2 separate regions of the Homo sapiens genome follow, and region 2 is linked to region 1. A link is an interaction called in ENCODE POLR2A ChIA-PET data of the cell type or tissue named here. Cell type or tissue: Panc1. All regions are shown on one strand.

Evidence for each region. Peaks named below come from ENCODE experiments on the same cell type or tissue, not always from the same donor. Only the 100,000 strongest peaks of a DNase experiment are listed, where the experiment ranks them.
Region 2: POLR2A ChIA-PET joins it to region 1 with 5 read pairs; 2 of 35 experiments call an interaction of 5 or more read pairs at or near these places.

The regions. Positions count from the first base shown.
Region 1 is chr3:149,660,710-149,664,709 of GRCh38, forward strand. WWTR1-AS1 (WWTR1 antisense RNA 1) reads left to right here. Exons shown (of 3, transcript NR_040250.1): 3 at 397-655. It also overlaps a transcript of WWTR1 not described here. Among named protein-coding and RNA genes, the nearest start is that of WWTR1-AS1, 4.5 kb to the left of the region's middle. In Panc1, no CTCF peak of the experiment used is centred here; no DNase peak of the experiment used is centred here; H3K27ac peaks cover 1,371 bases.
Region 2 is chr3:149,077,457-149,081,456 of GRCh38, forward strand. All of the region lies in intron 2 of HLTF (helicase like transcription factor), which reads right to left. Among named protein-coding and RNA genes, the nearest start is that of HLTF-AS1, 6.9 kb to the right of the region's middle. In Panc1, no CTCF peak of the experiment used is centred here; no DNase peak of the experiment used is centred here; H3K27ac peaks cover 334 bases.

The DNA of each region.
Region 1 (4,000 bases):
TTCCTCCTTTGTAAATTAGGGACAATAACAGTACCCACCCCACAGGATTCTAGGTGAAAACACATACACATTTTATTTGTTGATATTTGATTTAGAACACAATATTTGAAGCTGGCTCTATCTGCTACATTATGCAAGTAGCTTAGCATTCCTAAGTCACAGTTTACTCATTTACAAATTGGAAATAATATTGTGGTAGTCTCTCTGCTGCGTTGCTGCCTTTCAATGGCCCAGCCTCATGTTATTTATACCTTTACGTAGCCCCTTCCACTTAATCTGGACTGGGCCAGTGATTTGCCTTAACCAGGAAAATGTGGCAGTGAAGTTGTGCCACTTCCCTGCCTTTCCCATCCCATCCCCTAGGAAGGTATGGAAGCTTCCACTTTGTACTTTTAGGAGACCTGAGCCACTAAGTAAGAAGTCCAGTTACCCTGTTGGATAAACCACATGGAGAAGGAAAGGCCCTGAGATACTTGGAGAGAGGGAAAAGTCCAGCTGCCCAGCACCTGAGCTGAGCCCAGCCTCAGCCAACCCCACCGGCTGACTGCAAACACATCAGTGACCACCAGTAAGACCAGCAGAGCTGCACAGCCAAGCCCAGCCCAGATTGCAGAATTGTGAGCAAATAAAATGGATATTGCTTTAAGCCACAAAATATTGAAATGTTTTTTAAATGTAGAATGTGCATTCTAAGAATAAAAAGTTGCAAATAAAGTCTTTTTTTTTTTCTCAGACAGGGTTTCACTTTGTTGCCCAGGCTAGAGTGCAATGGCTTGATCTCAGCTCACTGCACCCTTCACCTCCCAGGTTCAAGTGATTCTTGTGCCTCAGCCTCCCGAGTAGTTGGGACTACAGACGTGCACCACCACGCCTGGCTAATTTTTGTATTTTTTTAGTAGAGGCAGGATTTCATCATGTTGGCCAGGCTGATCTTGAACTCCTGGTCTCAAGTGATCCGCCCACCTTGGCCTCCCAAAGTGCTAGGATTATAGGCTTGAGCCACCATGCCCGGCCACAAATAAAGTTTTTTTTTTTTTTTTTGAGACGGAGTCTTACTCTGTCACCTAGGCTGGAGTGCAGTGGCACAATATCAGCTCACCACAACCTCCACCTCCCGGGTTCAAGCGATTCTCCTGCCTCAGCCTCCTGAGTAGCTGGGATTACAGGCACCCACCACCACACCTGGCTAATTTTTGTATATTTAGTAGAGACGGGGTTTCACCATTTGGGCCAGGCTGGTCTTGAACTCCTGACCTTGTGATCCACCCGCCTCCACCTCCCAAAGTGCTGGGATTACAGGCGTGAGCCACCTCGCCCGGCCAAATAAAGCTCTTAACACAAAGCCTGCTTAACATAATAAAGCACTCAACAAATATGGCTGTTTTGTTTCATGGAGACCTAAAGATAAGGAAACTGGATCGATGAGTTAGAAAGTATTTTGTCCAAATATATACAATGAAACCATGTTAAAAAAAAACAAAAAACCCTGAGATTCAGCCCAGGGTTGTAACTCTAGAGCAGAGTGCATTCTCCAGACTGCATCCTGTGTGAGCCAGGAGTTGCTCCCTGGTATTGCCATTTTAAATCGTGTGATACTTTTTGTCTGACTATCTCATAAAGAAACTCCACAGCTTTTATAAGATAATCAGTTGAGAGCACACTCCTGCTGATAGATATGTAAATCTTTCCATTTGCAAACACTTTCCAACAAAGTCCATGCCTGCTTCTAAATCCTCCCCACAACACACTTCCTACTGAAGCTTCTCCTGAGTCATCCCTTTCTCTTCCCTCTGTTCACATCCAATCAGCGGCAAATGCTATTGATTCTTTCTTCTAGTGTCCCCCAAAATCCATGCTTCCCTTCCCACTCTCACGACAGGACCTTATCTCAAAATGCTTGAAGTGGTCTCCTAACTGGTTTCTCTGCCTCCAGTCTCTGTTTTCTGGTCTCCTTCTTTTATGATGTCATTACCCAGCTCAGAAGTTTTTTTTAACAACTGTTCACAAGTATATGAGTCAAAGCTATCAATCTGGCACTAAAGGTTTCCCAACACACTGCCATCTTCATAGCTTTCTGACCCTGGTTCTTACATGATCCAGTAATAAAGTATCTTTCTCCCACTTCAGCCAGGCTCTGACCCAAGCATATTTGGCCTAATTCGTTAATACACCTACCTGAACTTTGCTATTTGAATTCTGCTCAAAATTGTCCTCCAAACTCCATTGCCAGGCGTTCAGTAATCTCTCCCTTCTTCCTAAATTCTCCTTGTTCTTGTCTTTTTCACTCTTTCCACATGTAATCAAACATAACACTGCCTTACATTGTTTTGTCTTGTTTTTTCAGACAGAGTCTTACTCTGTCACCCAGGCTGGAGTGCAATGGCGCAATCTCAGCTCACTGCAACATCCGCCTCCCGGGTTCAAGCGATTCTCCTGTCTTAGCCTCTCAAGTAGCTGGGATTACAGGTGCCCGCCATCACGCCAGCTAATTTTTGTATTTTTAGTAGAGATGGGGTTTCACCATGTTGGCCAGGCTGATCTCAGGTGATCCACCCACCTCAGCCTCCCAAAGTGCTGGGATTACAGATGTGAGCCACCAGGCCCGGCATATATTGTATTGTAAAATTCGCCTCAGAAATCTCTTGCCTCCCCAACTGGACTGTAAATAGCTGCAGGGCTAGAAGCAGCTTAAATTTCTTTATGAGGTCAGGCGCAGTGGCTCACGTCTGTAATCCTAGCACTTTGGGAGGCCAAGGCAGGCAGATCACCTGAGGTCAGGAGTTTGAGACAAGCCTGGCCAACATGGTGAAACCCCGTTTCTACTAAAAATACAAAAATTAGCCATGCGTGGTGGCGCGTGCCTGTAATCCCAGCTACTCGGGAGGCTGAGGCAGGAGAATTGCTTGAACCCAGGAGGCGGAGGCTGCAGTGAGCCGAGATCATGCCATTGCACTCCAGCCTGTGCAACAGAGCGAGACTCCATCTTAAAAAAAAATTTTCTTATGAAACCGCTCCTAAGAAGGCCACAATTCCTTGTTGAGAGCATAGTGACCTTTAGATGATTTTGCCCATTCCTCTTTCAGCACCCATTAGTGTACTGTGCAGTTTGTTAGATAATTTCTCACCATTCACTACGATTTCAGCTACTTCTGGACTCAACTCTTTAACAAGATTGCAAGCTCTCTGAGAACAAGTCTAAGAGAACTTCACTTTCTTTTTGTTTCTCCCATGCCTAACAAAGTGTTCTCCATGCAGGAGTGTTCTGTACATGCCTAACCCAGTGGATTTTGCCCCTGCTATTCATCTGCCATTTTTGCCTCAGGAAAGCTTCAGCTGCTTCTCAGCCCTACCTCCGGGTTGCTGACTTGGTCTGAATGACTGATTTCAGCAAAGGTGTATGGTTAGAAACTTGGTGGGGTGGCTAAGTTAGAGGACTGTGGTCCCAGAAGCCCTTGGGGCAGAACCTGCCCTGACTTGCTGAACCAGTATGGAGAAAATTCCCAGAGCCAGGGTTGGGTCACCATTAGCAACTGAAGAGGAGCAAAACAGACAAGGACCTTGAATAGATAAAGGTTTGAATAATGAAGAGTCCAGAAAACTATTGAATAAGGTTCAACATGAGGATAAGAGTTGACCAGTTCCTTGACAAATCAAACGTGATACTTGTGTTTTCAGAATTTACCATATCCCAAGTGTTTAACACAGTGTCCAGCATATAGCAAATATGCAAATACCTAAATAAAAAATAATTGGTGCTGCCACTCATTTTTGCATTTACTCTTTTGTTGCCGTGTTTCACTTTGGTGTTCTTAATAAATGCATCACTGGCATGATGATAAGGAAGATAATTTTGATGATAATGATGATGGAAGGCACTATCTTTTTTTTTTTTTTTTGAGACGGAGTTTCGCTCCTGTTGCCCAGGCTGTAGTGCAATGGCGCCATCTCGGCTCACCGCAACCTCCACCTCCCGGGTTCAAACGATTCTCCTGCCTCAGCC
Region 2 (4,000 bases), 580 kb before region 1:
CACCAAGTACAAAAAAACCTCCCTTGGGCGGATGTTTGTCAAAACAATTTTACAGGAAAGTGTTTTAACTTCATGGCTACCTGAGGCAGTGGATAACAGCTGAAGCAAAAAAACAAAAAGGCTTATAAAGAAGAGCTAGGGAATGAGATGTCTGTGAGGGCTTTGAAAAGCTCCAGTGTATTTCTGGATATCTAGAAGGCCGTAAGCAAGCACAGGGCTGGTATGCATGACCAGGGCTGTGCACATTCTCAAGAAAGACCTGAGAAGGCCCTAAACGCTCACCTTTGCCTGAACTTGAGCATTTAAACAAGCCAGAAGTGAAAGCTAAAGCAGAGTTGTCAGGGGCCTTAGAGTGTTGAAGGAATGCCCTAACATACAGAAGTTCTCAGCAAAGAATGTACGATTTATTAGTTCCAGCACAATCATCAGCTGACCGCTAAGCTAACCAAGTACAGACTTCAGTGACCACACACGATAAAGGATAGACATCACAGAATTAATTCAGGAAAGTCACTAACAAACACACACTAATTACAAAACTCAGCAACAAACCACCCTAGAAGCCTAACAAACACACACTAATTACAAAACTCAGCAACAACAAACCACCCTGATTTCCAGAGCTGCCACATTATTTAAAATGTCAATTTTTCAAGAAAAAAAGTACAAGACATGCAAAAAAAATAAGAAAGTATGGTCTATACACAGGGAAAAAAAGCAATCAATGTCAACTGTCCCCAAGAAAGTATAGATGTTTGACATAGTAGAAAAAGAATTTAAGTCAGTTATTTTAAATATGTTCAAAGGGGCTGGGCATGGTGGCTCACACTTGTAATCCCAGCACTTTAGGAGGCTGAAGTGTGAGGATCTCTTGAGGCCAGGAATTTGAGACCAGCCTGGGAAACATAGCAAGACCCCATTTCTACAAAATAAAAATAGAAAAATTAGCCAGGTATGGTGGTACATGCCTGTAGTCCCAGCTATTCAGGAGTCTGAGGTGGGAGGACTGCTTGAATGCAGGAGTTCAAGGTTACAGTGAGCTATGATCACGCCACTGCACTCCAGCCTGGGTAATAGAGCAAGAACCTATCTCTAAAAAATTAAAAAGTTCAAAGACCTGGCCGGGCACAGTGGCTCACGCCTGTAATCCCAGCACTTTGGGAGGCCGAGGTGGGCGGATCACGAGGTCAGGAGATCGAGACCATCCTGGCTAACACAGTGAAACCCCGTCTCTACTAAAAATACAAAAAATTAGCCGGGCGAGGTGGCGGGTGCCTGTAGTCCCAGTTACTCGGGAAGCTGACACAGGAGAATGATGTGAACCTGGGAGGCAGAGCTTGCAGTGAGCCGAGATCGTGCCACTGCACTCCAGCCTGGGCGACAAAGCAAGACTCCGTCTCAAAAAAAAAAAAAAATAAGTTCAAAGACCTAAAGCAAATCATTTCTTTCGACATGAAAACGCATGTCTAAAAGCATGGAGACGATGTCTCACCAAACAGCAATTCTAGAGTCAAAAGGTACAATAACTGAAGAAAAAATTCACCAGAGAGACTCAACAGCAAATTTGAGCAGGCATAAGAAAAATCAGCGAAGCTGAAGATAGGTCAATTGAGATTATACAATCTAAGGAACAAAAAAATGACACACAACAGAGCCTCAGAAACTTGTAATATCAAGCATACCAACACACATACATAAGAGTACCATAAGGAGAAAAGAGAAAGGGGCAGAAAAAATATTTAAAGAAATAACAGCCAAAACCTTCCCAATTCGATGGAAACCACTACTCTACACATATAAGAAGCTCAACAACTCCAACTAAAATAAACTCAAAGAGATCCACACCTGGTCACATCATAATCAAACTGTCAAAAGAAGTTTGAGACCAGCCTGGGCAAAAGGGTAACGACAGTTTCTAAAAAAAAAAAAAAAAAAAAAAAAAAAAAAAAAAAAAAATTATTTAAAAAAATAAAAATTTTTAAGTATAATTTTTTGTAATTTTTGTCCTATCTCATTAAAAAGTATATAATTATAAATCTTTGTTGATAGGTATACTACATATATAAAGATATAACTTGGATAACAGCACAAAGGAAGGCAATAGGATGGAGCTGTGAGCAAAGGTTTTTTTGGGGTTTTCTTTGTTGTTGTTTTTTTGAGACAGAGTCTTGCTGTCACCAGGCTGGAGTACAGTCGCACAATCTCGGCTCACTGCAACCTCTGACTCCCTAGTTCATGCGATTCTCCTGCCTCAGCCTCCCAAGTAGCTGGGACTACAGGCAGGTGCCACCATGCCCAGCTAATTTTTGTATTTTTAGTAGAGATGGGGTTTCACCATGTTGGCCAGGATGGTCTCAATCTCCTAACCTCGTGATCCACTCACCTTGGCCTCCCAAAGCGCTGGGATTACAGGCGTGAGCCACCATGCCCCATGCCCAGCCACAAAGTTTTTTATATACTGTTAAGTTGGCACTAATCCAAACTAGGTTCTTATAAATTAAGTTGTTAATTGTAATCCCTAAAGCAATCATAAGTAACTCAAAATATATAGTAAAAGAAACAAGGGAATTAAAATAGTACACTAAAAAAAAAAATCTATTTAACATAAAAATGAGTATTGGAGGCCAGACCCAAATGCCACATATTGTATCATTTCATTTACGTGAAATGTCAAGAGGAGGTAAATCCATATACACAGGAAGAAGACTGATTCATGGTTGCCAGGGACTGAGGGGTAGAGATAATGGGAGTGACTACAAATGGGAATGAGGTTTCTTTTTGGAGTAATGAAAATGTTTTGGAACTAGATTGTAGGGATGGTTGCACAACCTTGTGAGTATTCTAAAAACTACTCAACTGTACACTTTAAAATGGTAAATTTTATAATAAATGTATCTCAATTTTAAAAAATTCCTTGAAAATATACAAGAAAGCTGCTTCAAACCTCTCCCAGCATGTCTACTGACTCAAGAGATTACAGCCAGAACTAAACAGAGTATTAGACAGATATTCATCTCTAGACTTTTAGAGATATTATCTATGAGGCAGAGCTATGTTCTCTCCCAGTCGCCACCCCTCTGCCACTGCCTACAGGATGATCTTTTTTAAACCGGATTATGCAAATCCTAGAAAATACATAACCAAAATAAAAAAGCAGGGCACAAAACTAACAATTTTTGAGCATTTCATCTCAAGGTATTACATAATTGTAATTTATCATAATAAGCTATCATTAATTACAATTAGTTAACTGTCGTTACAAATAAGTAATTACTAGAATTTTAAATAAAATATATATGAGCCAAAATATTGGAGACTATAAAAACAAAAACATGGTCCCAGCAGCAAGAAAAAACAGGACATATAAAAAAACAAAAAGACAAAGACAAGAATAACAAAAGGAATGAGAATTAATCATAACAGTATAGTCATACCCCGCATAACAACATTTCAGCAATGACAGACCACATGCATTATGCAACAGTTGTTCCACAAGATTATAATGGGGCTGCCCTATAGAAGTGTACCATTTTTCATATTTTATACAATATTTTTACTGTACTTTTTTCATGTTATATATGCTTAAATACACAAATGTGTTACAATTGCCCACAGTATTCAGTAAAGTAACATCTTGTTCACTCTGTTTCCACAAAGAAATCACCTAACACTTTTCTCAGAAAGTATCTTCATTGTTAAGCAACACATAACTGTATTTTAAAATAGAAAAAGAAATAAACCACATTATAAAATAAAGCCTTTGATGGGTCAAAAAATAAACTTAACCATATGCTTATTGAAAACACACTAAAAAAAAAAAAACAAAAAATAAAAATGAAATAAGAATAAGAAAACACCAGAGTTAAAAATAAAGAATGCTACTACATAACAAAACGTGGTGGCTAAAGGCAACGCAATACTTAACACGTTTAAAGATTAAAAGATTAAATGACTCAAATTAAGTGCTCAAATCGCAAGTCCAACAGAAATGAAAAGAAAA